Linked DNA regions of Mus musculus: region 1 is linked to region 2. The links are chromatin contacts, found by Hi-C in ENCODE. All regions are on one chromosome and are shown on one strand. The core of a region is the stretch at or near the end of the contact, and the rest is flanking DNA. Distances in the headings are between cores, read along the strand shown.

The links. Hi-C counts contacts between places; a loop is a spot of excess contacts on that map.
Region 1: a loop to region 2 is called in a map of T-helper 17 cell, with 5 times the contacts of the local background. The contact joins the promoter of Utp18 here to the promoter of C030013C21Rik in region 2. A Hi-C loop is called at or near these places in 2 of 37 maps with a recorded cell type or tissue (T-helper 17 cell and regulatory T cell).

The regions. Positions count from the first base shown.
Region 1 is chr11:93,882,575-93,889,492 of GRCm38, forward strand. It overlaps Utp18 (UTP18 small subunit processome component), which reads right to left and starts at 3,192. Exons shown (of 14, transcript NM_001013375.1): 1 at 2,760-3,192; 2 at 1,093-1,208. The coding sequence starts at 3,083. It overlaps Mbtd1 (mbt domain containing 1), which reads left to right and starts at 3,597. Exons shown (of 16, transcript NM_134012.4): 1 at 3,597-3,842. RefSeq lists enhancers at 3,194-3,226, 3,421-3,463, 3,476-3,509 and a cis regulatory region at 3,207-3,214.
Region 2 is chr11:80,505,082-80,512,435 of GRCm38, forward strand. It overlaps C030013C21Rik (RIKEN cDNA C030013C21 gene), which reads right to left and starts at 4,025. Exons shown (of 3, transcript NR_126552.1): 1 at 3,475-4,025; 2 at 2,854-2,961; 3 at 2,329-2,464. All of the region lies in intron 21 of Myo1d (myosin ID), which reads right to left. Gm31109 (a long non-coding RNA gene) reads left to right here and starts at 4,196. Exons shown (of 2, transcript XR_003949722.1): 1 at 4,196-4,280; 2 at 5,976-6,200.

The DNA of each region.
Region 1 (6,918 bases), core at 1,942-4,441, about 13 Mb after region 2:
AAAAGCATGGTGGCCCATGCCTTTAACCCCAGCACCTAGGAGACAAAAGCACGCCGGTCTCTGAGTGTGAGGCCAGCCTGCTCTACAGAGTGAGTTCCAGGACAGCCAGGGCTACACAGAGAAACCCTGTCTTGAAAAAGAAAAAGGTAAAGAAAACATGCAGTTAACAGGCAGTGAACAAGCTGTAAAGCTCAACAGCAACTTCATCCTTAGCACGAACAGCCTGGGTTCAGCTATAGCAAATCAAAGTTTCAAATGCCTATCGAAACTCAGTATGTAAGAAAGCTGAGACACTAAGCTCTTTAGTAAACAAAGATAATAAAGAACATATATATCACACCATCAATTTTCCTCAACACAATTTAAGAAGGGTTGCTTTCCTATTGTCAAATTAAGAAAGTCTACAAGCACCCCCCACCACACCCCCAAAAGAACCCTCACTGATCATAAGACTGAAATTCACACTTCTCCTGAGAAACTAAGTTCTTAGTCTCTGATCAAATACTACACATTTAAGAAATTTGAAAAACAAAAAAGCTTATTCATAAAAATGTTTTTCCGTAGTCTTAAAGCAGAAAAATAGAAAATTCATTTGATCAGTAAATTTGTACTTGGTTCATACAAGGAACAACTCCCCTTGCTTCCAATATAACTTTGCATAGAGAAAGCAAATACAGCGTGCTAGCTTTACCTGAAGCCTTTACTCAGTCCAGGCACCAGGCTAGAAATGCTCTATGCATCATTTAGTCCAACGGACTTCTGTGACAGCCACTGTTCTGACACTCATTTTACAAAGAGGTAGATTCCAAACTTGCCCTTGGTAGTCAGGAACCATCCAGTGAGGAAGGAAGCTAAGATGTAACTGAAATGATTATCTAAGCAGTCCATCCTGCACACGAGACAGGCAGGGAATGAGCTGTGCAATGAAACAGTGAGTACCTTTCTCTCAGATACGAATTATGAACCTTTTTCCTGTGCACCAAATGTTTTGGTTATTCATATAGTCATACTTTCCCAGGCAGTGATTTGTAAAAATCTACAAGTTAACTTTTAAAGTATCCAGAGGGATTCTGAACAAAATGACTAACTTACATTTCCTCATCTTCATCATCTTCATCCACCCAAACTGGCTGCTTCTTCTTCTGAGAAAAAATGTCTTTTGCTTCATTTTCCACTTCCGATTCATCTGAGCTTCCATGTAGCTGACCCTACAGAGACACACCATCGTCAAACCACTGTGATTCTCCAACAAGTTGCTAGCGCACACGCAAGCACATGCACGCACACACACTCCTTATACTACAATAGCCTATAGAATGCTTTTGCTTTCCTGGTGTGCTGATGAAATAATGTGATGGAACACAACCACAGCACATGCTGAAGGAGCACGCAGGAAAGGAGATCAGAACCACCATGAGGACAGGTGAGGCAGGATAGAAGGGGGGGGGGGGGGGGAAGTGCACGGAAAGCTAAAGACCGCAGTAGACAAGGGTAAAAGGTAAGCCGCCGGCAGGTAAAGAGCAAGCATCAAAGCCCAACAGTTACAGAGCCCGGGGCCTACTAGAATCCCACACAACATAGGCTGTGTCTCATAGCCTCATGAGGAGTATCTCTTGTTCTATGTGCTCCATCTCCACCTTCTTCAAACTTTATACCACACCCACACACTCGAAACCTAAACCTAGCACTCAAAAAAAAAAAAAAAAAAAAAAAAAACCCTTCAAATGATCTGAGCTTTCTCCCAACCTACAGGGCAGTGTCCAAGGAGCCAACTGCAGTATCCACCAGCACTGCTGATTTAAGATCTTTCAAAGCCCATCAAGTGAGTCCTTTGGATACAGAACTGTCCCACAGCTCTTAACATAACTGGTCTCCACCTCCCAAAGAAGGCTGCTGCAGCTCTCCATCAAAGCACCCACACAAAGGGTGAACTAAGCAAATGCTGATATTCCCATTGAGTCAGTCAGCTTACCCTATCTAAAAGACGTCTTCACATATATTTAAATCCCTTTCTCAAATGTTTTCATTTTCCTCTCCACCAACATACTTTAACTTTACTAGTCTTGTCTCTTTTATCTTGCTTTTTTACCACTACTAACACAAGTTCCAAGAGGGGTTCTTGTGGGATTCCTCCACTGCTGTGTCTCTACCCTTAGTCCAGGGACCAGGTATAGAACAAAAATAATAGCGCAAAGAGCATCAATCAGGAAGGATTTGCAATTGTTACAAGAGCTAGCAACCAAAGAAAGGTTAGAGATGAATACACACTGATCGTTCTCAAAAGCTGGGCGTGGGTATCACCCCGCGATGTTATTAAAATGCAGCTTTACGCCTTCTGCCCACGTATTGGTTCCATCCACTACGCGGAGTCGCGACAGGTGATCAAACGGTCACCCCTGTGGTTCCAGCAGAGGGTGTAAGAGCCCGAAGATGAGCGACTCTACTTTGCAGACATCCTTTGGCAAACCAAGCCGACAGTTGAGCGCCTGCTGGATGCGAAGCGCCGCAGCCCCTTTGGGGCGGAGAAAGGCAGCGTCCCCGCCCTCGCCAGCCAGCAGCCCAGAACCCGAGGCGAAAGAGCCGGACGGCGCCCCTCGGCGCCCGCGGTCGCCGGTCCCTCCCACCTGAGCACTCGCCGCCACAGGTCCCCCCCACCTCCAGGCTCCGCCCCCGGGGCCTCGCCTCCCGCCGCGCGCCCCGCCAGAGCGTGTGCCCGCTCGGCAGGCAGGCAGGCGGGCAGGCAGGCAGGCCTTCCTCACCCGCGAGCTCCGCAGCCGCTGCAGCAGCGCGTCCTCGTCGTCCTCGACATCGCCGAAGACGAGCTGCTCCAGGCAACGCTCGGCGGCCGGCTTATCGTCCTCTAGCGTCAGGCGGTTCCGCTGCCGGAGCCGGCTCTCCTCCTCCTCTGCCGCCGCCGCCGCGGATCCCGCGCTAGGGGCCGCCCTCGGCTCGGCCGGCTGTGTCCGTTGGGATGAACGGGCGGCCTTTGCGGGCGTGCTGCCGCTCCCGGGTCTGGCTTTCCTCCCCGGCGTTGCGCCGGCTCTCCGGTCTCGTCTCGTCCGGCTCTTGCGTTCGGGCGGCATCCTCAGGGCTGAGGGGAAAACGCCGACGTTCACGTGGAGTACCACTGCGCATGTGCCGGGGCGGCTCGCTCTTCTCCTCGGCCCGGCCCCGGGGAGCCGGAAGGAGTCTGCGCCGCCGCAAGCCACGTGACCGGCGCTCGCGCGCTACGTCACTCCCACTCCGTCCGGCGGCCCCGCCCCATGTGGGAGTTCCTCAGGGAAGGCCGATCTTCCGGGTGGAGGGGGAAGCGGCGTGACTGGAGTGGAAATTTTTCCCAACACAACTTCTCGGAGGCAACATATTGGAAGGGACTCGGGGAGGCCGGAGTCCAAATGGAAGTGGCTGAAAGAAACTTCTCGCCCTGCTGATTCTGAGCCCCGCGTCGTGCCGCGCGCCCTCAATTACCTCATCGACTTGTGGTCTTGGTACGGTCCTTAGAGTACGGCGCCTGCCGAGGGTCCCACGCTGGAGGGGAGAGAGGAGGGTACGTGGGGGAAGTGGGCCAATCGGGGCGCGGGTCACGGCGCAGGCGCGCTGGGGAGGGAGGGCTATGCTAATGTTGTTGATATCCTGGGGCCACCCGAGTTAAAAGGGGGGAAATCCGGGGGCTGCCACTGCTGTCGCTGGCCCTGGCCCAGCCGGGGGTCCCCCCTGTAGTCGCCGCAGTCCCGGGGAGAGGCACCGGCCCCCTGCTCGCGGGGGGGGAGGGGGCGCCGCGGGCTCGGGGAGCACGGACGGCCCCTACCCATGAGGCCCTGATGGAAAACACAAAGGATCTGGTGAGAGCCGAGCGCAGCGGCCGCTTTGTGTGCCAGGTTTGAGGGGGGGGGGCACGCCTGCGGCTGCCCGGCCCCCGGAACGCCGCAGCTCGGGGACCCCACTCGCGGGCCTGCTTCTTCATCCCACGCCCCCTCCGTCTCCGGAGCTCCCCTCCCCCTACTGGCCGTTAAACGTTCAGGGGTTCCCCTCCCCCCCTCAACCCCTGACTTAGGGTTCTCTTAGGGAGAAAAAAAAACATAAGAAAGTTTTTCCTCTGCTCCCTCCCAACCCCGTTCTGCTTGAAGGGAAAGATTAGATAGGAGACTTTGCCTTTTTTAGCTGCCAAGGGTGGGAGAGTGGTTTCTCGGGGGTGTGGGGGCAGGAGCATACAGAGTTTCGGGGCTTGGCTGGAGACGGAGCCCACCATTGTAGAGCCAGCGCCGAGAGGCATTTTGCACGTGGAGGTGCTGATACTGAAAGGGGGCGGGGTGGGCACGTGTGGGAGGGAGACGTAGGAGTGGTATCGGGGAGTCAGCCGCCAAGGCTGCTACTTGAGGGTTCCAAGTCAGTGGGCTTCCACCATCCGTACGTTCTCCTTTGTGAAAAAGAAATCCTGACATTTCAGAGTCGGAAGAGACACTAGAAGTCACCCAAAGCAGCCCAGCTTCTGACGAGTGGTAGGTAGTCTGACCTCTACTTAACCCTACATCCATATACCACGCACTGCAGCCTAGGAAAGCACCTTCGGTTTCTTTCAGTCTCTGATATTCACTTGCCTGCCCTTATTAGACCCTTCAGTCTCATTCATGTCGTGTCCTGGTTAAGTTGCTCCCTTTTTTACTTCTCAAATTTGTTCTCACATCCTCCTCACCCACCCACTGCTCATTGGCCTATATTTTGTATGCCAGGAAAGAACATCAGGGAAGTGGAGGGAGGGGGATGGGGAGAGTAAAGAGATGGTAAGGGCCAACTGAAAACTTTGCTGGGTCGGTATCAAGTGTGCTGCTTCCATGACTAAAGATGGTTGAAACTATTCCCTGGGAAGCCAGGGAACTGCTATGTGGGGGTTTCATGACTGTTTCACAAGTAGTCCTCTTTGCGATGAGGACATTTTTAACACCATATCCTTGGTACTGTCAATGTACATTATTTGCCTTTTGCTAAATCACTTTTTCTAAGAACGCGTAAAATTGGGCCTGGGGGAGGAATAGTACTGAAACTAATAAATACAATACTTGGAAGATACATGATCAAAACTATTCCTTCTCATCATTTTGACTCATGGTCTTTGCAAACCCATGCCCCCTCCAAAAGGAAGGCCCTTTCTCACAAATGCTTCTTGTAACGTTTATTTATTTATAGGATAGGATGCTGTTGGGGGGTGGGGGCGGGGGTGGGGGTGGGGGATCAGAGAACAGGTGGAGGTAGTCATCTTAACTTATGCCATGTGCGAACCAGGAATCAAACCCAGGTCATCAAGATTGGGAGCAGACACCTTTAACCTACTAAGAACTTGCTCGAACCTGCCTGTCTTCCCCTACCCCCACCCCACCCCTCATGTGTGTAAGTGTAAGAATTCTTAGACTTGAAATGTTTGTTACAATTTATTGTTTACTTTTGACTTTTTAATCTTTTTTTTTAATTTATTTATTATATGTAAGTACACTGTAGCTGTCTTTAGACACACCAGAAGAGGGCGTCAGATCTCTTTACGGATGGTTGTGAGCCACCATGTGGTTGCTGGGATTTGAACTCCAGACCTTTGGAAGAGCAGTCGGGTGCTCTTATCCACTGAGCCATCTCAACAGCCCGACTTTTTAATCTTTTACCCCTTACATTAATATGCACCAGAACTTAGCACTTAGTAGTTAACTTGCAAATATATATTGGCACCCACTGCTGTGCTTAACTCCCAGGAGTTGCTCCTGATACTGGTAAAGAAAAGCAAGCGTCTTCCTGTTCCCCAGTCTGTGGTAGAGGCTGGTGGTTTGCTCTTGTGTGTTTCAGACTGTTTACCTCACACCAAGGAGTGTTTAGAAAGAAAATAGCTGGCTTTTTGCACTGTCTCCTCTGAATAACAAATAGCTTCTATTTATATGGAAGCCCATATTGAAGTATTGCAAATGCCTTGCAGATTAGAGCAGATGCTGTCGCAAATAAGTGACTGTTCTTAATGTCTCTGGTGAGCCAGGGTTTCTAGCCATTTTCTTTCAGGGCTATTCACTAGTGTTTTAGCATGGATTTGAATCCTAGCTGTAAAAACTTAGAGCTATTTACGCACCAAAGTTTCAGTCAGTATCGCCTTCCAAAGTTTTTTCCTGCTAACTTTAAGCATGAACTGTCATGATAAAATTTGACTTTAAAAGCATTTGCATGCTAAACATACTAGACAGGAACAACTGGTTTTATTTTTAAAGAGGTCATTACTCTGTTTTTTATGGTTAGCTATACATGGATCTCATTATCTGTCTTCCAAGATATTTGGGTGTTTCCCTCATCCCTTAGTTACTTTTGTAAATAAAGACAAAGCAAATTATTTTAAATTGTGTTAAAATACAGCATTCAGACTCAGAATTGCAGTTTATGAGTAAAAACAGCATGTTAATGTCATAGTCATTAGAGTATGAAGTGACTGAAAGTACGAAGTGACTGAAAGCCAGGATTCCTCAGGTGATCTGAATAACCACGTATTAAGCGTGGAGAAGTCAGCTGTTTTGACTTGCTAATTCATTACTTCTCAGCTTTTTATCTTTACAACTTTTTACATGTCTGTCTAGGCCAAACATCGTGGTGCATGCCTTTAAGCCCACCACCCAAGCGTCCGAAGATACAGCTTTGCTTGGACTATGTAGTAAAGATACAGCTTTGCTTGGACTATATAGTAAAGCCCCCATTTCACAGAAGCAACAGGAGATTTAACCTTCCACATAAACTTCAAAGACAAGTTGTCTTTGGTCTTTGGGTTTCAAATACATGACCAATAAATGGGTAAAGCCAAAAGATTTTAAGTAGTTCCACGCTTAGATTTATATTCTAATAGGTCCTAATCTTTAAAGGTTCCAATTAACTTTTATCTTAAAAATGCATGTTTTACTG
Region 2 (7,354 bases), core at 2,775-5,274:
GTCACAGTGTTGGGGACATGACTGGGGAGTCTCTTTTGAAACCTCAGCACTGTGGGGCAATGAGTCTGCCTTTCCACACAGGCACTGTCCCCCTTATGACACATCTGGATCTGCAGCATCATGCTTTGTCAGATGACAAAGAGGCACTCTGATGAATAACAGGTGTGTGAGACACTGCTGTGGTTCCCAGTGTCAGAGGGCAGGGACTGTCTGAAGTGCTACTTTGCAAACCACACTAGTGATCTATTTAGACCGAAGCTCTGTCCATTTCAACAGCCCTATGTGTTTCATGGCTGCCCAGGGTTGCGCATCCTTCTCGCCAAGCCTTCCCTCAGCTGTGGAGGAGAACTACAAATGACACATGTCAACCTCTGTGGGTCCTGGATTCCAGAGCTTAGTCTTTCCATCCCCACAGGAAGGACAGAGCTCATCTTCCTGGCCGCTGGGGTGGGGATGTGAGGATGGCTTGGAATGACAGCAGGAGGAGATGAAAGTGACCTGGAAGGACTGAGAGCCACCACAGCTCCTCTCAGTGGGCTTCCTTAAGGACTGAATCTCAGCTTAGAAGCTTAGGATCCTAGAACAAAACTGTGAGTTCAACTTTGGGCAAGGACACATGCAACGCATCGTGGCTAGAAGGCTATTTATTTCCTCTAGACACGTCCATCCCCTGGGGACAGATGGCCTGTGCCTCCCTTGCTGCCTACTGCAATATTCTTGCATCCTGATGGTGAGGAAAGCCTTTGCAAACCATGACAACCAGCCTACTCCTTAGAAACACACCTAAAATAGGGATGAGGCCCAGCCATGACACTGATCCTGCAGTCTAACCACATGCCAGGATAGGGGAGTGCTATTCTTCCAGTGCTGACCTGTGTGGGACAAAGGCCCACAAAGGCCAACATGATTGTGAAAAATGGAGAGAAGCCAGAGGAAGTGAAGAGCGCTCTGAGCCAGGTGTGATCGTGCACATCCGTCATTCCACTAACAAGGCTGAAAACTTCAAGGCCAGCCTGTGCTATACTGAGAGGTCTTGTCTTTAAGAGAATTTCAATTTCTCATACAAATCCCTCCCATGGCATTGGATTAGGAAACAGTTCAATACAAATATCAGTGAAGTTCATAACTTTACCCAGGCATGGGCCACGCTGACTTGCCTATAGTTACTTCTGGGTCTATATAATCCTTCCTAGTCAATCTAGGTTATATCCATCTAGGTTCCTCTCACATGCTTAAAATACCCCAGTATGATAAAATTCATACTCCCCTGAGGATTCAAATACTTTATGTTCTGTGATTACATAATAGCTCACTAAAAACAACAACACTACAAACTCTACATGGATTATCACCGCATCCACTGTCCCTATGCCTGCCCTACTGCTACAATCTAATTTTGGCTCCAATGTTGAGTAGAAACCACCATGTTTGAGTTAGAGGTTTTTGAGCAATGAAAGAACTTTGCTCTAAACTACTGCAGTGTTCTGAAGGCCTTCTTCCCCACTTCTCCCAGATAAAATTACATGTACACAACACACCAAATAAATGAATAAATATGACATATTGTTTAACAACTACTTATGCAACAATTTGATACTGATGTCTCTTTGGAAATGAGTAACCAAAAATCCCCTCCATAGTACAGAGATGCAAAGAAATGAGCTATTAAGAGAGAAAATCAGTTTGTGCTTTTTACTTTATTGTTATTATTTTTTAGTTTGTGTGTATGAGTGTTTGTCTGCATGTAGGTGTGCATACCACAGCAACACCTGGTACCTGTGGAGGCCAGAAGAGGGCATCAGATCCCCTGGACCTGGAGTTACCGATGTTTGTGAGCCACCATGTGGGTGCTGGGCACTGAACCAGACCTTCTTAGATGCTGGATGCTGACTTAATGAGCATTATTACGGTACACGTGGTCAGCACTCTTGACAGATGAGATCTGCTGCCTCCTAAACAGACAGCAGAGTGTTGAGGGAGATGCAGGGCAGAGGGAGGACATGGTGGGAGGAGTAGGGAGAAGGTCAGCATGGCTCGGTGCGGGCGGAGTTTATGAAACTTAAAAGCAGTGTGAGGATGGACAAGGCAGTTGAGAACAGGGCTAGGGAGGTGCCAGAGCCAAAATATATTTCTGGTTTCCTTGTGGAAGAGCCAGATTGCTGTGTGTTCCATGCCCACATCCCAGTGATTGCTGGTCTCCTTACTATCTGAGATGCGCCCTCAGCCACTTAGCAGCACTGTGTGCCCACTGTACATAATGAAAGACCAGGAAGAGCCAGGGAGGAAGGAAAGGAAAAACAGGTACTTAGCACAGGAGGGACCTTGGTTATAATCGAACGGCTTTATTTCAGAGATACTATGCCTTGAGCTGGCTGGAGTGGTGCAAGCCTGCGGTCCCAGTACTAGGGAAATGGAGGCAGGTAGGATGAGGAGTTCAAGGTTAGCCTATGTTACAGAGGAGACCCTGCCAAAATAAACCAGGAAAGGAGAAAAAACTCACCCACCCAACCAAGCCAACAAAATGCCCTCAAACCACATAGGTGGTTAGTGGCAGAGTGACACTTGTATGGCACACCCAAGATTCCCACCCACTCGTTCATCGACTCACCCACTCTCCTACCCACCCAACTCACCCACCCACCCGACTCACCCACTTACCAACCCAACTCACTCATTCAGCCAAACCATCCACTCACCCAAGTTCACTCACTCACCCACGCACCCACCCACGCACCCAACTCACCTACCCACCCTCACCCACTTACCAACCCAACTCACTCACTCACCCACCCACCCATCTGCCCGCCCACTCAATTCACTCATAGGAGAAAGGGAGGCAGCACAGATCAGCACCTCTAATGGGAGTACACGAGAGCCACAGCAAGAGTCCACAGGAAACCCACAGGTCTGTCAGGAGTCACTCCTGTCAGTCTCATGACCAACTAGACCTTCAGGGCCATCCTGTGGGAGGGAAAAATGGCTGGGGGGGCAGTCTTTTCTGGCCCTGGACAAGTCGGGATCAACAGGGCAAATTTCCTAACCTCTGCTTGCCTCTGTCCTGGGCCATGAATGGGAATCTAGGGGAGATCCAAACTGAACGATCCAGGACAGAGTACGCTCAGCACCATGGCTGGAGAGCCACAACAGCCTCACGAGCACACCCTGTGATCGCTGTGCTGATGACCACAGAGCTGCGACAACCAGGGGTCAATTCGTTTTTCTTACAAAAAAGCATCAATGGCTTCATATGCTCAGGAAAGCACATCTATTCTCTCCGATGCTAAATGAGCATATTTATCTGTGTAGTTTCCCACGCTATAACCACCCCCGTTTCTGATTTTGATGGACCGTGTTTCCTTTTGATGTCACCTCAGGGTTTTTTTTTTTTTTTTTTTTTTTTTTTTTTTTTTTTTGCTTTGCTGGTGAGAAAGTCCCAGTTTAGTTTCACAATTAAAAAGAGAGTCACACACACACCTCTGTTGAGTATCCGGGCCCCTGCACACTTGCTGCTCAGGCCACCGGTTCAAGTTTAGGGTACAAACAGGAAACTGTTCATTCCTACTTCGTTACTTCTGTTTCCCGAGGCATCAACACAACTTGGGTTACAGCTGAGATTAGAAACCGGAAGCAGTCAGTAGGCAACAGCCTGGGCTACCAGTTGTGAAGTGGCAGCAGGAGGTTTGATCTACACAGACACATGGACTCTGAAGGCCTTTGATGCCGCCTGGGCCACCGGGTGGGTATTCCTCTGACATCCACTCTGAGGGCCCAGACTGCCACCCGCAATCTCCTTCCCCACACTTCTTTCTAAGGCTTGGTAGCTTGCTGCGAGTTAGCTCTTGGTTATTTTTAGCCCCACTAACTGCTTGAGAGGCAGCTGCAAGGCGGCAGCTGTGGAAGGCAGCTGCCGCGGCTTGATCTCTAGCCGGTATTATCTGACAGCTCTCGGCATGTGAGTTCTAAGATCCCCCTTTCTTTAGGTGAGCTCACAAGCTTTTCTCCTGGGGATGACATCAGATCTGTGTGTCCGATCACCTGCTCTGGTGGGGGACATGTGCAGAATTCCGCTAGAAAGGGAGATTCCAAATGTTTCTGACCCATAAACGCCAGGTGTGACGCAGGGGCCCTCCCACAGGGTTTCTAAGATGAGGGAGCGCCACAGAACTTCTGTCCTGCAAACTCTGATGTCACAAAAGAATGCAGAGAGAATGAGGCAGCTCACTAGCCTGCCTGGAGCCCCCTTCAGAGCCAGCATCAGATGAGACAGGTACCAGGCTGATGTGCGTACGCTATCCAGGAGAACTGGTCCAGATCCCATCTCCTCTGCTCTCTTGCATGGCTTTGCTTCTTGGCACACACACACCTCCTGCCTGCCTTTCTCTGGAGGGTCTTCAGCTACAGCATACAGCTTTTTGCCTTTAGGCTTCTGCATAGACTGTTTCCAATCTAGGTGGCGTTTAGACCTGCTTCTAGGTGTTAATTTGGGAGCTTTTTCTTGCTCCCATGTCAGCCTCACTTGTCCCTTAACCGCATTACTCCGAGGGCTGTATGGAACATTACTTTTAGGCATCTATTTTCTTTATAAATCTAAACCCTTTTAGCTAGCACATAGTGAGGCTCGGCAGATAGCTGACTGATGATGTCTTGGACTCCCCAAGAATTCCTCCCTCCCCCATCTATGCCTTTTTTTTTTTTTTTTTTTTTTTTTTTTTTTTGACATCAAATGTTCTTCACTGGGGACGGAACGCACAGTCTTGTGCACGCTAGGCCAATGCTCGGTAAACTGAGCTACATTTCCAGTCTCCAATTTTCTGTTCTTCAAATTGCCTCTTTTTCAATTGATCTCAATATATTCAAACTGAGTCCTTTGTCAATTCCCTGTCAGAAAAAGGGCTTCAGAGAAGAGATGTATGAAAATGCTGGGCTCGAAGGCACATTTGGGCTAAGGATACACACACAGGTAAACAGAGAAGAGCGGGGCTGGCTAGCTGAGCCTTTGTCGCCAGCCTCTTGAAACTTTCTTTTCTGTGGGTTGAGAAGCCTGAACCCCTGTTCCCAAGGCATTCTTGACAAGGAGTTTGCCCATCAAGACGACTTTCCCATTAACCTTGTGGCGCTGTTCTCAGCTGCCTCTCACAGAGCCCCTCTTAGGGCAGCGAGGCAGTTCACACCTGTGTCTACATTCTCTGGTGCACCTCCTTCTCTACCCAACCTCCACCATGCCAGACACAAGCCAGTGGAAACACTGGCTTCATACACAGCACCATGCTGAAGTCGTTTCCCAGCCCCCACCATTACAGTAAGTGGGGTAAGATACAAGTTTCTGCTTTAAAACGGGCACGTGAACACAGTCTCCATCCAACCAAGGGCTGCAGAAGAGCCCTCGGGTGCTCGACTGTCCGCCCCGGGGTTCCACTTGCTCTTCCTTGTACTGTTCTATCTCCATCCAGTCTCTTAGGTGACCAGATCCACCCCTTCTCGTTCCGGGGAAGCTTCCTATCTTAGGACTTGCTCCTCAGGTTCAAGGATCTAGCCTGCAGCCTCACTTATATAAGCTTGGTGGAAGGCATTTAATATACCCTGGGCCAATCAGAGCCTTTGCCTGGGGTTCATAGATTTTGAGGTAGAAAAGTTCCCCCTGTTTTTTGTTTGGTTTTGTTTTTAGGCTGTTAAACTGGCTGCAAGTGTGCCTAGGTATTCCCTATGCGGAAGCACACTATACACAGAGATGGAAAGTGGAGAAGGAGAGACAGGCAGGAGGGAGGAAGCAAAGGACTTGATGGTTCCCAATTCCTGTTCTAGGGCTTCACAGTCCACAGGCTGTCAGCTCCTTCCAGGCCATTCTGGTGTGAGTTTGTGTTGCGGGTACATGTGAGTGAGTGAGTGTGTGCATGTGAGTGTGTGTGTGTATGTGTTTGAGATAGGGTCGCAAGTAGTCCAGGCTGGTCTCAAATTTACTATATCTCCCACAATAGATGACTTTGTATTCCTGACACTCCTGCCAGGGAGCTGGGTTCCCAGGCTGCACCCCAGCTTCACCCTGAGTTTAAGCCACTTCATCTGGAAGATTCTGCGTTACACATTGAACTTGCTCCGCAGGACCCAAGGGAGTGGAAATAAGAGCGTTGTTGAGAAATGATTCTCTAAGGTGGTTTTTGTTTGTTGTTGTTGTTTTTTAAATAAATGGTGTCAGTCCAGCATTTAAAGACGTCAATCCCTTCTCTATCCTGGCTCAAGGCATTGTCATTGTCAGCCTCATTTGTAAAGTACACACAAATAACCATGTGCGCATATCCTGAGAAGTGTCGAAAAGCATTCATGAATGTGGGACAGGTCATTCAAACACCTGACAAGCATCAACACGGGAAACAGCCGGAGCACACCAGGCAGGGTGCTGACACGGGGAAAGGCACCTGAGACGACATGTCTAGAGTACAGTATTGCTTGCCTACTGAACAGGGACAGCTTGTGCCTCAATATTCCCATCAGAATGACGGAATCACTCTTTTGTTATTTATGTATGCATTTCTTTACTTGTGTATGTATGTGTGCATGCACGGGGATGAGTTTAACTATGAGTCAGAGGTCAGCCTCGAGTGTCATTCCTCAGAGCCTTTCACCTTGTTTTTAAAAAATGTGGTCTCTTCCTGGCCTGCAGCCTGCTGAGCATGCTGACCAGCAATCCCCCAAGGGTCCCAGAGCGAGCCTGTTGCTGGTTCCCCAGCTCTGGGGTTACAGTCACAGTACTTTTTAAAAACATGGGTTCAGCTGGGCATGGTGGCACATGCCTTTAATCCCAGCACTTGGGAGGCAGAGGCAGGCGGATTTCTGAGTTCGAGGCCAGCCTGGTCTACAAAGTGAGTTCCAGGACAGCCAGGGCTATACAGAGAAACCCTGTCTCAAAAAAAACTAAAAAAAACCCAACAACAACAACAACACCACCACCCATGGGTTCTGGGGACAGAATGTATGCCTTCTTGCTTTATCAACTGCGCAGTCTCTCCAGTCACACTTGTGTTCATTCCTCACGTCTACTGTATCATCTACTGCAAAGCACCATTCCTTACCCACTGTGCGGTTAGTCTGAAAGTTCTCAAGGACACCCTGTCCCATTCCTCAAGGCAGGACGCTTGAGGGTTAAATCCCCAATGAGCAGCATATCCAGAGGCTTGACTGTGAGGAGTGTAATCACCTGTGACCAAGGGTGACTCTCAGAAGCAGTGAGGAGGATGGGGACGGTTGGTTCTGTTGCTCCCGACACATGCTAGGGCTAATATGAACGCCTCACTTTGGGAACGGGTTTCCCTTCCTGAATTACTGCTCCCTGCCTCCTGTTGAGATGGGCTTCTGCTTT